Linked DNA regions of Mus musculus: regions 2 and 3 are each linked to region 1. A link is a loop called in an ENCODE intact Hi-C map of the cell type or tissue named here. Cell type or tissue: left cerebral cortex. All regions are shown on one strand. Links, peaks and the distances in the headings refer to the core of each region. The heading gives the core; the rest is flanking DNA.

Evidence for each region. Peaks named below come from ENCODE experiments on the same cell type or tissue, not always from the same donor. Only the 100,000 strongest peaks of a DNase experiment are listed, where the experiment ranks them.
Region 2: a loop joins it to region 1, with 3 times the contacts of the local background. A loop is called at or near these places in 1 of 42 quality-filtered maps.
Region 3: it touches region 1 in a loop (5-fold over the local background); 22 of 42 quality-filtered maps call a loop at or near these places.

What each region holds. Positions count from the first base shown.
Region 1 is chr4:132,209,135-132,215,945 of GRCm38, forward strand. Ythdf2 (YTH N6-methyladenosine RNA binding protein 2) reads right to left here and starts at 3,122. Exons shown (of 5, transcript NM_145393.4): 1 at 2,766-3,122; 2 at 2,298-2,322; 3 at 1,618-1,697. The coding sequence starts at 2,792. In left cerebral cortex, for the core only: a CTCF peak has its summit at 3,179 (motif pointing left); DNase peaks (open chromatin) are centred at 2,036, 2,517 and 3,094; H3K4me3 peaks cover 2,136 bases; H3K27ac peaks cover 1,634 bases.
Region 2 is chr4:131,869,894-131,876,704 of GRCm38, forward strand. It overlaps Srsf4 (serine and arginine-rich splicing factor 4), which reads left to right and starts at 3,746. Exons shown (of 6, transcript NM_020587.2): 1 at 3,746-3,977. The coding sequence starts at 3,871. In left cerebral cortex, for the core only: no CTCF peak of the experiment used is centred there; DNase peaks (open chromatin) are centred at 3,593, 4,164 and 4,665; H3K4me3 peaks cover 2,909 bases; H3K27ac peaks cover 1,629 bases.
Region 3 is chr4:132,263,234-132,270,044 of GRCm38, forward strand. It overlaps Gm28874 (a long non-coding RNA gene), which reads left to right. Exons shown (of 2, transcript XR_390809.4): 2 at 3,062-3,875. Among named protein-coding and RNA genes, the nearest start is that of Rnu11, 3.5 kb to the right of the region's middle. In left cerebral cortex, for the core only: a CTCF peak has its summit at 5,860 (motif pointing left); DNase peaks (open chromatin) are centred at 3,811 and 5,812; H3K27ac peaks cover 1,237 bases.

The sequences.
Region 1 (6,811 bases), core at 536-5,535:
ACTCTACCTCCCAAATGCTGGGACTAAAGTCATCATGTAAAGGTTAGCCCAGAACTCTTTTAAGACCAGACTGGCTTCAAACTCAAAAGATCCACTTGCCTCTGTCTCCCTAGTCCTTGAGTTAAAGGCATGAGGCACAACACCCAGCTCTGTGAATTACTCTAGATTATATACAAGAAACAAAACAAAACAAAATCAGCCATAGTCCTTCAAGGTCTATAGCCATACCTCAGTTTTTAAAAGTCACTAAGCTTCAGCTTCTCTAAGAAGACAAAACGCTCTCACCAGCACAGGTTATGCCAAGACACAGGTGAATGGCTATACCTGAGATGGCAAGTTCACACATGCCAGAGCTCCACACTCTCAATTACACAATACTGTGCAAGAACTACCTAGAATGGGTCCTAAATGCTCCCACTCAGTTACAATGATTAGGAAAGCAAACGACATCATTAACAGCAATTATTAATATTTCATTCCTCTGCTTCTTTGATTGGCTGGTTAGCCAGTGTGGAAACTTTTTGTACTCTCAATATGAAGATTTTTAGATAAGCTATCTCAAAAACCTTAGGGAACAATCGGGTCCAAATCTGAATACATACATATATGTCAAGTTACTGAATACATACATATATGTCAAGTTACTGAAAACCAGCCATATGTTTTTCCTACAGAACAGGTTCAAATTTTTATATCAATGTTCCACAAACTTCTTAATCTATGCTACAGCATCCTAAAATCAAAACCTTCAACTCTTTTGGATACATTTATCTGTGAATTTACATTAACCAAAATTGTGTGGCTGTCCTAAGAGGAGACAATAAAGCTGGTGAATCAAACAATTCATACATACAGTTCATATTAGGAGTATCTACATATATATGCAACTAGTCCTCCCATCAAATAAATGTATCTCAAACTTTTCTTGGTGGCAATGGGAACTACACTAGAAGGACACACTGATGCATAAGCCCTCTACCTGGCCCTACCTGCAACCGCAATCATTCTTGGTCTGAATGTCAACTGTGTTCAACAGTGTTTTAGCCTCCTTTAACAAACACATTAGCCAAAAGAGCTATGCACAAAGTTGTTCTCTACAGATACTAAACAACCAAAAATCACCATCTAGCGCCCCACTGTCTCACTTTGAAATAGTTTTAATACACAAAGAGCCTCACTGGAGACAAAAGAGAAGTAAGTTTTGTATAGGTGAGGTTCAGGTGATCATTCACTAGAATTTCCTCACTACATTATCATCCCAATTTCCCTAAAAGACAAGGTTTTGTTTTCTTTAGAGCTCAGGCTAAACTCTGGCCAATATTCTTAAGCTGTGCACTAATCCTTTCCTGGCAAACAAGGGGCAATTACTCATGCCAGCATAACAGCTCTTATACAACTCGCGTTATCAGTAATGCAGTCTCAGAGCACATGCTTTGTTGACCACACAGCTTATATCTTTAATGTTTTATATAACAAATTAGTAAGTTGTATTAGGAGTCAGCCACACACACACACACACACACACCCAAACACACCCAAACACAAAAGTGAGACAGGGCAGAGAAAGTCTAACAGTACACTGTCCCCTCAGATAATATAGAACAATTTACTACTCACCGGCCTTGCCTGTGGGCTCAAGTAAGGTTCGAAATCATCATCATTTAGTCCATCCTTTTGATGCACAGAACCATTTTGTACTAGAGGGGAAAAGTTAAATTAGCAATGCCCTGGTCCGAAGAGCTCCCTTCCAAACCCATCCATCAGTTTACATTCACACCAGGAAGAAACCATGCTAGTTCCAAGAGTCACTTGGTTTGAAACTCCGGGGAATAACGATGAGCGCCAGGGCTGAAGCAAGAGCCGGACAGTGAAAAAGAGTCTCCACCCCAGAGCGAGCTGATCTTTTTAAAAGGTCAGTGTATTGGCTCCTTCGAATTTCAATTCCCTCCGGCTTTCTCTCCCCGCTTCCTTCACATGTGAGTGACTTCCAGAAAGTGCTCCACGAGGAGGAAACACAAAGGGCTCCTAAGACCTACGAGAAAACTAAGGACCTGGTGCTTCTCAAAATGCATTCCACCCCCGGCCGCTCATGAATTACTCGTTGTTAACGAAAAAAGCTGCCCGCCAGCTGCAGGGCCACACCAAAAGGGGCGACCGCCCCGCGCGCGGCACCTGCGACCCGAGCGGCTTCGGAAAGGTCCTTTCCCCGGGGCGCGTCCTCGAGCCACCGCCCCCACGGCCCGGCGGACCCCCCTCCCCATCCCGGCCGGCGGCCACCCGGAGGAGCGGGGTCTTACCTTTGTTTCCTTGACCTTTTGGTCTCTGCGAGAGGAGGGGACGTCGCCGAGCAGCAAGTCGTCCGAGAAGAAAACGGAAAAGGAAAGACAAATGAACGCGGGGCCCGAGCAGGGAAGAAAGGAACCGGCCTGGGGGGGACGCGTGGTGAGGGGGAGGCGGGGACGAGCGCTAGGCCGGCGGGGCAGCCCCGGCAGCCCGGCCACCCGGCAGCCACACGAGGGAAAGAGAGGAAACGAGGAAGGGAAGCCCGGGCCGCTACTGGGAGGGAGCGCGGCGCGGCCGGCCCGGCCCGGGGAGGAGCGGGAAGAGCGGGCCGGGCGGGAGACTCAGGGCGCGGCCGGTCTGAGGCCCGAATCCCGAGCCGCGAGAGGCGCCCGCCGCGGCCCGGCCAGGAGCGGCGGGCCCGGGCCTAGTCGGGCCCCGTCTCGCCTCACACAATGGCCGAGACATGCGGGCTGGGCCTGTACCTGCTCCAAGAGGCTGCTGGCCGACATGGCTCTCGGATCCTCACGGGGAACGACGGCGGCGGACTCCTCGTCGGGACAGCGGCGGCGGCGGATGAGCCCCGACGACGGGAGCAGAGGGTGCGGCGGCGGCTTTTGTCCCTGACACTCGGAGCCTCGCCTCGGCGGACGCAGCAGAGACACAGCGCGCGACTCGGGCTCCGGCTCCGATCCGGCGACGCTCTAGGCCGCCGAGCTCAACGCCCGTCTCTATGCTCCGGAGCGCGCGCCCGCCCCCTCGCAGCCCGAATGGGGGAGGCCGAGCGGCAGAGGCGGGCGGCGCGCGCGGCGCGAGCGCTGACTCTCACAGTCGCTGACCCACGCGGAAGGGCCCGGCGCGAAGCATCTCGGGAAGGGAGAGCCGCGCCCGTGGCGCCCTCTGCTGGGCTGGAGGAGCGGAAGCGGTGCGCGCGCGGTCTCCCCGCCCCCACCGCCGCCGCTTTGGGCCTAGGAGCCCTGGGTGGCACCGGGGGTCACCACTGGAGTTTTTTGGCAAACACCTAGAGAATAATTGTTTTGTCTTAAGAAAACACGCAGAAGCCCCTTTCTTAATGGGGCAGAGGCTTCTACTCTGTGTAGGACTTGAGCCCTAACTCATAACTGCATTTGATAACTCTCCCCCAATTTGAAAAGGAACCAGAAGAGAGGTCCTAAGAGCTCACAGGGAAAACTTCATGGAGGTCGGCCCAGAAGACACCCGCGCCCTTCCTTAAGACTATTGTCACCTTCCTTCCTCAGGGACTTGAAAAAAACACCCAGGAGCAGTACTTCCACTAAATATTAAAAAGCCGGCCCTCACTGCCCTGCACACAAGACATTTACCCCTTTGACTTTTGAGGGAGAAAAATATACACTCTCTTTTTTTCAGAGAAGTCAGTGACCCCAAAATAATCTAGTAAACTCTGGACTTTATTCCCAAGAAAAAGACACCTCACCCGTATGCACAGTGTCACACACACTTTCTTGAAGTCTGTTGGACCCTAAGAGGAAATATTCGTGATCTAAGGACTGGAAAATGAACGCTATTCCAGTATGTGCTGTGTGCAGGGCTTTGTCATTAAGTGCTTTCTGACACATTAAATTTAAAGACTTTCAACAAGTTCAAAGTGCCTATCAAACAATGTTACAGCTGGGAAAAGGGAGATTAAGCATGCTGCCAAAGTTATCAAGTTATTAAATAGATCTGTGCTTTTGACACAAAGAACAACATAATATCATTCTTCAACAGCTAGAAAAGAAATCCTGTATTCATGAGCTAAGATTCACTGGAGAGCCAAAGGATGAGCAAAGGCAGGTTTTTTTTTGTTTGTAGGGTTTTTTGTTTGTGTTTTGAGACAGGGTGCCTCTAGCTGTCCTCAAACTCACTAGGTAGACCAGGCTAGCCTTGAACTCAGAATTCTGCCTGCCTCTGCCTCCTAAATGCTGTTATCAAAGGCATGCACCACCAAAGGCATTTTTAATTTAAAAAAAAAAAAATCACGAGCTGGGCGTAGTGGTGCATGCCTTTAGTCCCAGCACTCGGGAGGCAGAGGCAGGCAGATTTCTGAGTTCGAGGCCAGCCCGGTCTACAAAGTGAGTGCCAGGACAGCCAGGGCTACACAGAGAAACCCTGTCTCAAAAAACAAACAAACAAACAAAAAAAAAATCACTCTGGACAAGGATATTTAGTAGTAGGTTTTGCTATTGCAAATGGTAGACACCTGAGCAATGCACTATTGTTAACCTAATGCCATCTGCTTGCTAGATAGAGAAGGTTTGGATTTGACAGATTCAGGAGGAAAAAGCCAAGACTCTTGGATTTTACTTTGTAAACCGCTCAAAGTAAGTGCAAAGCATTTCTTGTCTGCTTATACTCACATTTATGGCTTAAGTGAATAAGATCAGACACCAAAGTTAAAGAACTCTTAGTAAAATGTCACATCTCAGGGTGGAGAGCCCATTAATTGAATGAGAGAAGCCTAGTAATGGTTTTTTTATGAAAGATAATTAGCCAGTCAACCTCATGGCTCAGCTTTGTATATAAACTGTATCAGCAATTGCTTGCATTTAGAGACAGCTTGATTTTGTAAAAAGAGAATTAGACTAGACATCATCTCCTGAGAACGAGAGAGAGTCTAAACACTGGTCTCCCGAGTCCAGGTACAACACTAGGAAAATTATTACACCTGTCTCAGATTCCCTCCCTTAAGACAGAGGATAATACCACCTGCCTAACAAGTTTCTCACAAAAATAAAGGTTAAAAAAAAGAAGAAAGAAAGAAAGGAGCCAGGCGTGGTGGCGCTCGCCTTTAATCCCAGCACTCGGGAGGCAGAGGCAGGTGAATTTCTGAGTTCAAGGCCAGCCTGGTCTAAAAGTGAGTGCCAGGACAGCCAGGGCTATACAGAGAAACCCTATCTTGAACCCCCCCCCCCAAAAAAAAAGAAAGAAAGGAAGGAAGGAAGGAAGGAAGAAAGGAATAAGTTGAAAACATTAGAAAATGGTGGGTATGCTGTGGGTTCCTTTCGTGTGATCTTCTTAAGAGATGGGGGAGGGAGGAGTGCTTCTGACAGTTTCTTCAGCTACAGGGAGCCTTGATTAGCTCCTGTGCGATCACCTTTTCTGCAGGAGTTCCCAGTTAAACGCTAAAATATCCTTGTGGGGAAGGGTAATGCTAACCCTGGGTTCGTTTACCAAATTGGTTTCACAGACTCCTAAATAAACAGAACATACCAAACTGATATGTGTAATCCCTGGGAAGCAGGAAGGGAAGGCTGGAGTGGATGATAGTATTTTAGGGCTTAGAGACTATTATATGGGAACTGAGTTGAGGTTCTAGTCCAGGGTCTGCCACTGGAGCCTCTTAACAGCACCTACAGAGCGCTAAGCAATGTGCTAGGGAGAAAGGCTTACAGTTCACTTTCCCTTGGAGTTTATAGACTCGTTAAGGACATTGAGAGCATGCAAAGAGTTATTCAAAGTGACTCAATTATCACTGTGCAAAGTGCAATGAGGAAGTAGAGGCAGGTGACCTCTTCAGAAGAGCATGGAAGTGTTCACTGAGGAGTGAGCTGTAGCCCAGGCAGACTTGAAGGACCATGAGTTATTAACCAGACAAGGAAGGAAGCTAGCAAGAACACGATATGCAAAGACCGTAAATGAGGAAGAGGCAGGCACCAGTAGGGACTGATAAGAGGTTGCCATAGCTGGCTCATGCCAAGAGGGAGGGTGGCACCACATGAGACTGGAGAAGTAAGCAAGAAAAACTGTAAGGACCTCGTTCTTTTGCTACAAATTTTGGTCTGCCAATAAAAGGTTAAAAGTATAGTAAGTCCCAGTGCACTGTGGGAAAAGATTAGGGATTAGAAGATCATGACACTAAATCTAGGCCAAAAATAATGGCAGCAAATCTAGTATAAACTGACCTGTAGCCACAACAGAGGTCTAACCAGTCATGGTGGAGGTAGGAGGCAGGATACCTTCAAGGGCAATCTTGCCTACATGAGAGTCTCTCTAAAATCTACAGGGACTGGAAAAACTCTGGTCTCCATATGCACCCACATACATGTGGAATACACACATACACACACAATTAAAAATAAAGTAAATTTTGCCAGGTGTGGTGGCACATCACCATATCCTTAAATCTGTGAGTCCAAGGGCAGCCTGATCTACATAGTGAGTCCTAGGACAGTCAGGACTATGTAGAGAAACTGTCTAGGAAAGCAAAGCAAAAAGACAAAAAGAATAAATAAGTAAACTTTAAAAATGATAAACTCTACAAAATAAAAATCTCAGTTGGAGGTAGAAAGACAGCCCGGCTTTTCAAAGCACTTGTTGCTCTTGCAGAGTCCTAGGTTTGACCGCCAGCACCATACAGAGGCTACAACCATCTGTTAACTCTACATCCAGGGGACCTGGTGTATGGGATCTGGTGTGGGGGTAGGAAAGCCTTCTCTAACAAGACAGCATGTATGTAGCCCTGGCTTCTAGTATCTTTACATACATGCAGGTAAAACATTCAAACACATGA
Region 2 (6,811 bases), core at 549-5,548, 340 kb before region 1:
GTCAGGACTCTCAGTCAAGAGACTTGAGGGGACAACAGACAATTGAGCAGAGGAACAGGCTTTGGAAAGCTCTGGCAGCACTGAGGGACAACTGCAAGGACAGAATCTAAAGATGAATAAAGGAGAAATCCCCAGGCTTTTGAACTTCGGAGAAGTAAACCCCCCACCACACAGCTAAATTCTGAAGACCAGTTAATAGGTACCAACACTTCAGAACAAGCTAGAGGGAAAATAGATAAAAAGAACTGACTTCCTGTGCCCTGTCCACGCTATAAAAGCAGGACATAGCTGTGGAACTTGGTGGTTGTCCTTGAGGCCCACTGAGTAAAACACACCCTTTGTAAATGGAGCCCTAGGCTCCCAAGATAAAAAACAAATAGCCATAACCTTCTAAAAACAAAGTTGAAGCACACCTGCTGCCGACATTGACTCTACCTTCATGTCCCCTACTGGGAGCTTCCACCACACAACTCCATGGCCTCTGCCACAATATTGATGAGGACCTGTGTCCTCATGGGAAGACAGGCCCAGGGGAAAGGTGCTTGCACAAACTTGTGTGTTGTAGTCATTACTGTCCTTTTGTCTTGAAAGAATTAGCAATAACCACAGTGCTTCCTGGCAGGTCCCATGCCCTGCACGGTGCACAGCACCTGCTGCAACAACTGCAAACAGTTCTGAGGATCAAACTCAGGGCTTGAACATGGTAAACAGGTGCTCTAGCACTTCCCAAATGATAAGCTGCTGCTGTACAAAGCTAACCTTGTAACCAGTAGAGAGAGACGGAGAGCTGGCTCAGCACTTAAGAGCATACATACACTGCTCTTGCAGAAGACCAGAATTGTTCCCAGCACCCAAATCAAATCAAGTGGCTCATAACCACTGTAACTCCAGCTTCAGGAAGACCTGACACCTGGCCTCCACAGGCACCTGTACTCACATCCATATACACAAAACTAAATTTAAAACAAACTTAAAACCTCAAGCCAAGTATGTTGGCTCAGACCTGTACTTCCAGCATTTGGGAGAGTCCACCTCAGCTACATAGCAAGTTCCCAGGTCAACCTGGACTATGTGTGACCCTACTTCCAAAAGAAACACAAGACCTCAAAGTGAGAAAGCCTTTGATTATAACATAAAATTAGGGGTCTCTATTTAGGCAAAACACAAGTGTGTCATAAAAGTCTGAGGACCTGAGTTAAATCCCTGGATCACACCGTGAAAGACAGAAGCACTTCCTTAGAACTGTCTGCCAGTGCGTTCACACCCAAGAAACATGGTAATGCCAAAAGTCAACATGCTGGTGAAGTATCTACAATTCATTTGGCAAGCTGCTGATTTCCCTAATCTATAGTGAACTATAAATCAAGTAAAATGGGCAAAGAATAAAACACAAATGAAAACGTGTCAAGGTGTGTATGCCCTGTGTGTACAGGTGCCCTGAAGCTACAAGAGAGCATGAAGGACATGAAGAGAGGCTGGTTCCCTCAAGGTAACTGCAAACCAAATGGCCTGGAGGATACCTCTTCGCTGGATTGACAAACTTTTTTTCAAGACGGGGTTTCTCTGTGTAGCCTTAGCTGTACTGGAACTTGCTCTGTAGATCAGGCTGACCTAGAACTCAGAAATCTGCCTGCCTCTGCCTCCTTAGTGCTGGGATTAAAGGCATGGGCCACCATCACCTGGCTAAATCAAAACATTGATAATACGTTGAGTATTTGAGACCCAACAGCTACCATGTTACACATGCTGAAGCAGGCCCTGTGATCCATGCCTGCAACCCTCAGCACTCAGGAAGCTGAGGCAAGAGAGCTGCTGTAAATCCAAGGCCAGCTGAGGATAAGAAGTGAGACTGTCCCTAAGTCAAATGCCTATACCCTTTAACCTAGTACTCCTACTTCCCAAGTTGTATGTCTAGGCGATGCTGAGGATCAAGGCTAGGTTAGACAAGTGTTCTGCCAGAAGTATGTCCTTAATGACATTCCCATTTCCAGGATAGATACTATTTGAATATACATGGTCACTGATTGTGGCAATTCTAAAAACCAAAGGTTGGACCCTGTCTCAATTCTTCACTAGAATAGTGACTAGGTAAGTTACTGTGTATAAAAAAGTGTGTTATAAGACAAAATGGTCTTAAGTGCTTTTCATATGCTTCTGAAATGACTAAAATATAGTGAGACAAAAATCAGGTGTAAGCCGGGCGTGGTGGTGCACGCCTTTAATCCCAGCACTCGGGAGGCAGAGGCAGGTGGATTTCTGAGTTCGAGGCCAGCCTGGTCTACAGAGTGAGTTCCAGGACAGTCAGGGCTATACAGAGAAACCCTGTCTCAAAAAAAAAAAAAAAAAAAAAAAAAAAAATCAGGTGTGATGCACACCTGCAATTGACAATCACAGTTCTTAGAAAGGCTTTTACAGGTTAGTCAAAGGCCATTAGACATAGAAAGTTCTTGTCTTAAAAAAGAAAAGCCAAGTGCTGTATGGTAAATTAACTTCTAAAGGAATACTTAAGAAACTGCCTCTAGAAAGGAAAGCAGAAGATGCAGAAGAGAAAACTTTACCCAGCACATCAGTTAAAGTGGAAATGCAGTAAAGAGACTAAACCCCTCAGTGATTCCTGGGCAAAGCTGAAAAGGAACCTTTCATTACTGAGCACCCACATGCCCCAGCACAGTTCATTACATTTGGTTATTTTGGCAATACACTGGACATCTATAGATTATAATCTTGCAGGTTAGAAATTTTTTCTGAGCTGGCAGAGATGGGGTACACCTTTAACTCTAGCACTTGGGAAGCAGGCAGGTTTGAAGCCAGCCTGGTCCACAGAGGGAGTTCCGGGACAGCCGGGGATATACAGAAAAACCCTTTCTCAAAATGAATAAACAAAAAAAGAAAATAGTAATTTTCTGTCGTGCTTAATCTAACTACAAGGCACTAAACTGAACGGACATAGTTTGGCACATGCTTTTAATCCCAGCCAATAGGCAGACAGGCAAAGTTTCAGGCCAGCCTGGTCTACAGGGCTATTTCTAGGACAGTCAGAACTTTTTTGTTTAAGGATTTATTTTATGTGTATGAGTACAGTGTAGCTGTTTTTAGACAGACACCCTAGAAGAGGGCATCCGATTCCCATTACAGATGGTTGTGAGCCACCATGTGGTTGCTGGCAATTGAACTCAGGACCTCTGGCAGTCAGTGCTTTAAAAAATAAAAATTAAATCTGAGATGTAACTCAGAGATAGGGCACTTGTTAACATCCGTATGGCCCTGAGTTCGATCCACAACACCGCAAAATAATACCGAACCAATTATTGGAACACTTTTACATACCTAGTATCGACACTGTAGAGACAACCCTGAAAGTACAAGGAAGATAAAAGAGACTCAAAGATCCGAGAGAAAGGAAAATGGGCCCAAGGTCATGGATCCACTAACTTCCCACAGGGACGTTTACCGAAAACCACCCCAAAACAGAAAGTCTACCAGAGCAAAGGACAAAGGCGGGAACACCCGCTCGGCGCGCACCCGCGCAGGCACTTCCGGGGGAAGTGCCGCTGCCACGGCGAGCTCGCGAGAGGACGTGCTGCAGCTGTCGCTCACTCGGCCAGGTCCCGCCCCGCGCCGGCGCGCCTCCAGTAAAGCCCCGCCCCCGCCCCTGACCAGGCGGGAAGCGGGCGCGCGCTCCCTCCCGTTCCCCTCCGCCGGGGGGGGGGGGGTAGGGAGACGGGGGCGCGCGTTCTCGAGCTGCGTGCTCGCGTACGTCGCCGGGCTTCGGCTGCGTCCGTCCCGCCGCCCGCCCGTTACCGCCGCCGCCGCGTTTTCCCTTCGCCGGCCGCCGCCTGAGGGGGGCCGGGGCCAGCTGCCGCCGCCGGAATGCCGCGGGTGTACATCGGCCGCCTGAGCTACCAGGCCCGGGAGCGCGATGTGGAGCGCTTCTTTAAGGGCTACGGGAAGATCCTGGAGGTGGATCTGAAGAACGGGTGAGGAGGGCGGCGGAGGGGCCGGCCGGGGGGCTGACAGGGCCGCGGCTGTGGCTAGGAGGCCGCGGGGACGCGAGCGCGGCGCTCGCTGGGCGCTAAGCCGCCGCCGGCCTCCTCCGCTCCGCCATGGCGGCGGTGCCTCGGGGGCGCGGGTAGGCCCGGCTCCCACTGCGCCTGCGCGGGCGGGGGTGGTGGCGGGATAATGGGGACGGAGGCCCGGGTTAGACTGGGGCTCCGGGCGCCGGGGAGGCCTGGGTTTCCGTCGCTGGACTATGGGTCCGAGGCGGCCCTTTCCCGCTCTGGGGCTGCCAGGAGCAGATGAGGGTTCCGGCCCTCTTCTCCCCGTTCCCCAGCCTGACCGGCCAGAGGCTTCCCGGCGTGTGTTTCTGAGGACTGGAGCTCTGGCTTTTTCGCGTGCCACACTTTGGGCGGGAGACACTAGTTTTTGTAGTGCAGTGACAGTTTCGAAAGTACTGGCTTGCCGCGCTTCAAGCCTTGACCGCTCCCTTTCCGAGAGTAAATTAAAGTCCTAGCTCGTTATCTTGGGGAGTCCTTACAGAGTTTTCCACGTTGTGGTTTCGGCTCTCCAACTTGCCGGAAAATGATTGCTGTCGTAGGATTTTTTGAGTGGGTAAGGGCCATCCTGGCCAGGTCTGCGTCGGCTGCTGGTGCAAGTGGAGACACATCTCCAAATTGCCTACTTAACAGCTTTCCCCGTACAATCTGGGCTTGTATTTCTAATCTGCTTTGGCGAAGCAAGGCTAGCAGGGACTACCAGGTTCGGGGAAAACGGGTGAGTTGTCATGCCTAGAGATTGTACGAGCATCTTTTGCTTGGGAGCTGAGAATTATTAGGTAGGACTTGAAAGGCATTAAGCACCGGAACGGCGTCGGAAGCACTAAACCTTGGGTGTTAGGGGAACCCTTGGTTTTTGCTGTGTTTATTTCTTGCCTGTTTTGTTTTTTTCGACTTTGTGTTTGGTCCAATGAGACCAGTAGTAATTGACATTTGAGAAGACATACACTTTAGTATGAATGGCAAATGAACCAGCAGGTTCTCAAAGCTGTCTAGATTTCGAATAATTGACACTTAAAAGACTCTCCTTGCTGAGAACAAGACTTCGATAAAATGTTTATGAATCCTGGATTCGATTCACAAAGACAATTTCTCATTTTTGTTCTTACAGAGCGAACCAGCTGGCATGAGAGTATTGTTTTTGTGATATTTAACCTTACATGTGAGAGATTAACCGACCCCCCTTACCCCCTCCCTTTTGTAGGGGAAAAACAAGGGGTTTGGAAGACAGATAAGTCTGAGTCAAACCTTGCTCCTCAATTTAAGTTTCTTTGAGCAAGTGACTTAGTTTCTCTGAACCTGTTTTCTCATTCATAAAAAGGAAGGTCAGGTAGAAAAAGTATAAAGCTTTCGCCATCCTCTGTAATAGAGTCATTAAGCAGCATCTTAGCCCCTTAGTGTTTGCTAGCAGTATATTTGGTGAGGTCTCTTTTCTCAAGGAGTGGGTGAGTGTTGAAAAAGGTAGTAGGGCAAAACTGATCACTTGCTCGGGTTACTAATGCGCCAACAGGATCCCCTGCACTGCAACAGCTGCACTGCAGGAATTGAGGAAGGAGACAGAACAGTTTCTGACTAACCTGCTGTGACTGACATGCCTTTTGAGTCAAGGAATGCTTGTTCTCACTTAAAACTCAGACAACTAAAATGTAGGATAGTTTACTAAAATTGATTTTCTTTTTCTATTATTTTTACTTTTATGTGCATTGATGTTTTGCTTGCGTGTATGTCTGTGTGAGGGTCTCAGATCCCCTGGAACTGGAGTTGAAGACCGTTGTGAGCTGCCATTGGTTGCTGGGAATTGAACCCAGGTCCTCTGGAAGAGCAGCCAGTGCTCTTAACCACTGAGCCATCTCTCCAGCCCAGAATAGATTTTTCTTAAAATGAGCTTTGAAGTATGGATTTACTAGGACTTGAAATGAAGAAAGAGAAATGTCCAGAAATATGTTATGTTGGAATTGGTGAAGAAGTGGTCCAGTAAGGACCAACTCTTAACAGTCTAGCTGTTAAGACCTAGAAATTTAACACCAGACCAGAAACAACTATTAAAGGTTTTACACTAGGGGATTGGAGAGATGGCTCCATCATTAGAGTCACTGGCTGTGTTCCCAGAGGACCTGGGTTCAATTCTCAGCACCCACATGGGAGCACACAATTGTGTCTCCATCCAGTCCTGGGGAATTTGACACTTTCTGTCCTCCAGCACTAGGCAGGCTTGTGGTAAACAGTTAAACATGCAGGCAGAACCTCCAGACACATAAAATAAATTTAAGAGAATAAAAGTAAAGATAAATAGTAAAAAAAAATTTAAAGGAGTTTTACACTAAATTTTAAATCATGAATAGAATTCAAAGACTCTTGAAGGAAACATGGAACAACTCAGGGAATCTAAGAGGACAGACACTCTCAGAACTTTAGCTGCCTACATCTTTTAGGAACTTGGATTCTCATATTGCCAAATAACGGATGGTGTAAATGAAGTCCATCATAGATCAAGGTTGAAATAAGGAATAGAAAGTTATTTGGGGCTTAAAGACAGGTGTGACAGGCGCTAATTCCATGCAGTACAACCTAGCATCATCCTGAAATCATTGCAAAGGAAAATGACTTCCGGGAAGAAGACAGATGGTGGAGGTGCCGGGAGACTGAAAGGAAGCAATAGAACAAAAGGAGAGTGTAATGTGGGGGTGCGTAGTCTTAAGCCTAGGACGATGGTAGGTTTCCTTACAGGGAAATGTTTTTGAACATTTCTGGATTGAAAC
Region 3 (6,811 bases), core at 885-5,884, 54 kb after region 1:
GTCCTGGAACTCACTTTGTAGACCACGCTGGTCTCAAACTCAGAAATCCACCTGCCTCTGCCTCCCAAGTGCTGGGATTAAAGGCGTGCGACACCACGCCCAGCTTTTCTTTTTTTTCTTTTTTGGATGTGAGAGCATTTTAACTGAGCAAGCACGAAAAGAAACATTGGGGGCTGGAGAGATGGCTCAGCAAGTAAGGTGTGTACTGTTCTTGCTAAGGATCTGAGTCAGGTTCCCAGCACTCATGTGGGTTGACTCATTATTGCCTGTAACTCTTATCTCTAGGGGATCCAACTCCTGTTCTGGCCTCCGGTGATACTGCATTCACGCGAACAAACACACATACAGTTATAAATAAGAAATAAGATCTTAGGGGCTGGATGAGTTGGTTCATTGGTTAAGAGCACTGACTGCTCTTCAGAGGTCCTGAGTTCAATTCCCAGCAACCACATGGTGCCTCACAACCATCTGTAATGGGCATCCAATGCCCTTTTCTAGTATGTCTGGAGACTGCGACAGCTCTGAAGGGGAAAGCCTAGGTCAGCCACTGGGTTCAGCAGGAGAGCTGTTCCTGCTGGGTGGAGTCCTCTCTGAGGCTGGGGACTAAATGGAGCTGGATGGCAGTGAATGGAGCTTGTAGGGAAAGCACCGAGGAGGAGCGACAACTGTGATTGTGTTTCTTTATTATGTTGCTTGAATGAAGGGAACAAATAATAAACCAAGGTAATAAGATGACTGCTGGCTTTCCGAGGTAAGTGCTATGAGAGACCCCACCCCCACTTAATCACTCCTCCTGTTACCAAATGCTCACAAAGGGTTGGAAAACACAGAATGTATTTCTACTTATAACTGACATATTCCCAGCCAATATTTTTCTATTAATTTTCCTCCTTCTTTACCTTCATGATTTATTATACATACACAATTCTGAATTACACTTTTTATTTTTTTAGCTCACTAAAAGCTGTTTCTTAGGAATTAAAGAGGTGTTAGTATATTTGGGCTTTGATTTGGTTTGAGGGTACTGGGATCAAACCCAGTGTCTGGTGCATACTAGGAATTTACTTCACAGTCAGGTGATGGTTAAGCCCTGGAGAGGCAGAGGCAGGCAGATCTCTCTGAGTTCAAGGCCAGCAAGTCCCAGTACAGCCAAGGCAACACAGAGAAACCCTGTCTCGGAAAAAAAAAAAAAGAAAAGAAAAGAAAGAAAAGAAAAAAAGCAAAGGAAAGAAAAAGAAAGTTGCTTGGACCCAGCCAGGTAGCCCAGTTCCTACATCCTCTGCTACTGGGGAGAGGCATACAGATCACAAGTTCGAGGTCAGCCTGAGACACGGTGAATTTTCTAGTACCTGTGAAGTGCTAGCTTCTTTCTCTAGGAACCCAAACCAAACATATAATACAATGTTATAGAGATGCTCGCTGCCAGGTCTGGATTTGTCTCACCCTTCATCATTCCGGGGGTTAGCCGATTTCGATCAGGGGAGGATTCTGTTTGTTTGAGTGAAAAGGGAAGTTGACCAATGGAGGAGACAACTGTTCTGAAGGGGCGTCTACTGGGGAGAGGCTGTGTGCACATAATGGTGTATGCATATACCAGGACGGGCTCTCCAGGGGACCTCAGGCAGTAGCTTTGGAGGAAAGATTGAGACTTGAATGTTTTAAGTGTATCTCTCTGATTTTTGTTTTGACATACGATCTTCTCCAGTCCCTACAAATACATCTGAAATGCCTCTATACTCCCAACACTGGGTAGGGCGAAGCAAGCAGGGTTATGAGTTTGAGACTAGCCTGAGCTACATAGAGAGGGTGTGTTTGTTTTTTAAGATTTTATTTATTTATTATATGTAAGTATACTGTAGCTGTCTTCAGATCTCATTACGGGTGGTTGTGAGCCACCATGTGGTTGCTGGGATTTGAACTCAGGACCTCCAGAAGAGCAGTCAGTGCTCTTAACTGCTAAGCCATCTCATCAGCCCCCGAGAGGGTTTTTTTTGTTTGTTTTTGTTTTTTAGTTTTAGTGCATTGGTGTTTTGTCTACATAGTAGTCTAGGTGAGGGTGTTAGATCTCTTGGGGCTTGGATTGCAGACAGTTGTGAGCTGCCCTATGGATGCCAGGAATGAAACCTTCTGAAAGAACAACCAGTGCTCCTAACCACTGAGCCATTTCCCTAGCCCTACATAGTGAGTTCTAATCCAGCTTGTGAGTTGTTGTCTCAAGGAGCAAAAAACTAAACAAAACGAGAAGCCCATCCCTCTTCTCTGTAGTTAGGCTTGGTCTCCTCCTGAGGCTCTAGCAGTCAGAGCCTCCTGGTCGTCGGCCTGCTCTCTGCCCTGCTGCTTTAAGTATTCAGTCTTCTAATGCCCCACAGGTCCTTAGAACCAAACTTGAAAACTTGAACTCCTTTTTCAGTCTACCTGCCCTCTTCCTCCTCTTCCTCCTCCTCCTCCTCCTCTTCCTCCTCCTTCTTCTTCTTTTTTTTTTTTTTTTTTTTTTTGGCTTTTCAAGATAGGGTTTCTCTGTGTTCCCCTGTCTTGTGCGCGCTCGACTGGCCAGGAAGAACGACGCTGCAACAGGATCCTTCTGCACACGTTTATTGGGAGAGCTTGATTGTAGAGGCGAAAAGACCTCGAGCCCAGAACTGGTGCTGCTTTTATAGGCCTAGGACAGGCGTTCTCTCTCATCTGATTGGTTAACTTGTCTCTCATCTGATTGGTTAACTTGTCTCTCATCTGATTGGTTAACTTGTCTCTCATCTGATTGGTTAACTTTTGTCAATTCTCAAAACCTCACCTTGGCAAAAGAACCTTTACTGGCTATGTATGTGTGGTGGCCAGCTGTAGCCAACTGCCACTCTGTAACTGCCACTCTGTAACTGCCACTCTGTAACTGCCACTCTGCAACGGCTTCCCACACCCCTGGTTGTCCTGGAACTCACTTTGTAGACCAGGCTGGTCCTGAACTCAGAAATCCGCCTGCCTCTGCCTCCCAATCCCACTGGGATTAAAGGTGTGCGCCACCACACCCGGCTTCCACATCTTTTAATGTTCTTACCCATTGTAGTGGCTACTCCTGGTTGTCAACTATATCTGGAATGAACTACCATCCAGAATTGGAAGGCTCACCTGTGATCCAGATTTTGAGGCTGGGAGAGACAAGTTTCTGACCTGGATCTTGGCATGGAGATCTTGAGGCAGAGTGGCTGTGAATCCCAGGAGACTAAGGCAAGGAGATCTCTGAGTTCAAGGTCATCTGGGACAAAGCAAGTCCTAGATCCAGGTGTGATGACACACACCTTTGATCCGGGCCACACCTTCTGGGAGACCTACATAAGGACGTTGGCAGGGGGATTCACTCTTCTACTTGCCTTGTCAACCTTGGACTTCCATTCACAGCTGACCATTGTTTGGGAGTTGGACTAGACTGTAAGTCACCATAACAAATTCCCTTAGAGCCGACCCATAAGTTCTGTGACACTAGAGAACTCTGATTGATACACCCATATCCAACAGGGCTTCCTTCTGCCTGGACTTGCTCTCCCTTGTTCTCCCTCCACAATACATACTTTCTCTGTGAGGGCTCGGACAGACAGGTTATATTAGTCTCGGAGGACTCCCTGGTACACAGAACTCTCAAAATAATCTGTTGCTTAAGAACTACTGCACTCTCTGTCCCTCCCTCCCCACCCCTCACAGCTTGTCCCTCCCTTCTGTATCATCCACACTTTGAGAAACCAGAATCTAGTAGCAGATGGGATGTGAATCAGAAAAGAAGGCAGAATCAGAAAGAGAGGAAGCTCTGCCAATTGATGGGGGGAAAAAAAACCCCAAAGACAAAAAACAACAGCAACAGAAAAAAAAAAAAAAGAACCCTGAGACTAATGTAGATGTAGACAGGTTAGTCACTGCCTCAGCCACCTCTGCCCCATCTGCCATGTCAACATCAAAGGAAAAAGCTGACTTCGGGCTTAGGAGGAAGGATAAGAATTGAATCCTGCTGGCACTGTGCTTATGAGTCTCTGTTTCAGCCTCAGCATCCCGGTGTAGAGAAAGGAGATGCAGGTCAGGACCACACTGGGAGGCAGAAGCAGGAGGATCTCTGTGAGCTCCAGGACAGCCAGGGCTACCCAGAGAAATCCTGTCTCAAAAGACAAAAAGAAAAGTGGTGGTGGGGATGCCAGCTGGAGCTGAGTGTGTTGGCATAAATCCTTAATCCTAGCAGATCTCTATGTTCTAGTCCAGTCTGATTTACAGGGCGAGCCTTTGGAGTGTAAGCTCCTTGAGCCTGTGACCTCCCCAACAGAAAACAAAAACAAAAAAACTCCCCATTTTCTTTTCTTCTGTTTTCCTTTGTTCTTTCACTCATGCCTTCCCTGAAACAGAGTCTCACTATACAACACTAGCTGGTACTCACAGAGATCTACCTCTGCCTCCTGAGTGCTAGGATAAAGATATCTACCATTACAGTGGTGGCCTTTAATCCCAGCACTTGGGAGGCAGATTTCTGAGTCCAAGGCTAGCCTGGTCTACAGAGTGAGTTCCGGGACAGCCAAGACTACACAGGTACTGTAGTGGCTATTCCTGGTTGTCAACTTGACTATATTTGGAATGAACTACAATCCAGAATTGGAAGGCTCACCAGTGACCCTTATCTGGAGGCTTGGAGATAGAAGTTTCTGATCTGGATCTTGGTATGGAGATCTTGAGGCAAAGTGGCTATGGATTCCAGAAGATTAAATCTCCGAGTTCATCTGGGATTAAAGGTGTGGTGGAACACACCTTTAATCTGGGCTACACTTTCTGCTGGAGACAATATAAGGACATTGGAAGATGGGAGTCTTGCTCTTGCTCCTTCGCCTGCTTGCTGTGTGGGATTGAGTACCTGCTAGGTCCTTGGACTTCCATTCACAGCTACTACTGAACCATTGTTGGGAATCAGGCTGCAGACTGTAAGTCATCAATAAATTCCTTTATTATATAGAGACTATCTATAAGTTCTGTGACTCTAGAGAACCCTGACTAATACAGGTACACAAAGAAAAACCCTGCCTGAAAAAAACAAAAACAAAGCAAAACAAAAAAAGTGCCACCACACCCAGACAGTATTAAACAATGATTTATTTATCTTTATGTGTGTTTGTCTACACTCATGTATACATACTTCATTTGTATTATGCACCAAGGAAACCAGAGGAGGTGGGAGTGCTGGGTCCTGGGAACTGAATAAGTGCTCATAACTGTGGATCCATCTCTCCAGCCCCCACATCCTTTTCTAAAGCTAACATAAGCTGGGCAAAATGGCAGTCCAGTACTTCTGAACTGTGTATCTGTAGATATGAGTAGTTATTTCAAAGACTTTTAATTATATTAATTTATTGGAGGGGTACACCATGGATGGCATATGTAGGTCAGAAGACAAGTGACAGGGTTCACCCTCTCCTTCCACCATTTGGGTTCTGAGAATAACTTCACACACACACACACACACACACACACACACACACACACAAGCAAAAATAAATCTAAGCACTCATGAGGCAGATCTCTGAATTTAAGGCCAGGCTTGGTCTACAAAGAAAAAAAAGGGCCAGCCACGATGAAACCCTGTCTCAAAAATAAACAAAAAAAAAAAAATTTTAAGGGATATGGACATATGTGAGGTATACACACCAAAATATGTAACTCCAGACATAAAGTTTTTTTAAATACTCCATATGAGATGTAGATCAAAAAGGCTGGCGAGAATATGTCTCAGCAGTTAAGAGCACTGATGGCTTTTCAAGAAGTCATGACTGAGTTCAATTCCCAGCAAACACATGGTGGCTCACAACCATCTGAATGGGCTCTGATGCCCTCTTCTGGTGTATCAGAAGACAGTGACAGTGTACTTACATAAAATAAACAAATCTTAAAAAAAGAAAAGAAAAGAAAAGAAAAGAAAAGAAAAGAAATTTATATTGAAGGAGGAAATTTCAGTCAAGTTTTATGATTCCCTTACTCTTCCAGGGAGGCATTTGGAAGTGGGATATTCCTTTTGCCTGCATAATACAATGTAACCCTCAATTTTCTAACCTGTGAAGCAGAGCCATACCCACTCCTCTTAGCAGTCAGTTGCAGGGCTAGAGAGATGGCTCATTGGTTAAGAGCACTGGCTGTTCTTTAAGAGTCCCAAATTTTATCCCAGGTACCTACAGGGTGGCTCATTACCAGTCTTCAACTGTTTTTTTTTAAAATATTTATTTATTTATTATATGTAAGTACACTGTAGCTGTCTTCAGACACTCCAGAAGAGAGAATCAGATTTCGTTACAGATGGTTGTGAGCCACCATGTGGTTGCTGGAATTTGAACTCAGGACCTTTGGAAGAGCAGTCGGCAATCTTAACCGCTGAGCCATCTCACCAGCCCTAGTCTTCAACTGTTAATCCCGGGAAATTCAAACTCAGGCACACAAGCGAATAAAACAAAAATAATTTAAATGAAAATAAATAGCTAAGGGGCTGGAGAGACAACTCAGAGCACTCAGCTACTCTTTTTTTGTTTGTTTTGTTTCTCGAGACAGGGTTTCTTTGTATAACCCTGGCTGTCCTGGAACTAACATTGAAGAGCAGGATGGCCTCGAACTCAGAAAACCACCTGCGTCTGCCTCCCAAACTCTGGGATTAAAGGCGTGGACCACCATGCCCGCCTACGACATTAACTTCTAATTCCAAAGTCCAGAAACTTAGACTTGCTAGCGATAAAAAGACTTAGAAGATCCAGATAATAACCTTAGAAGGTATTATCTACCTAACAAGAAAGTATTTGTAAAATGA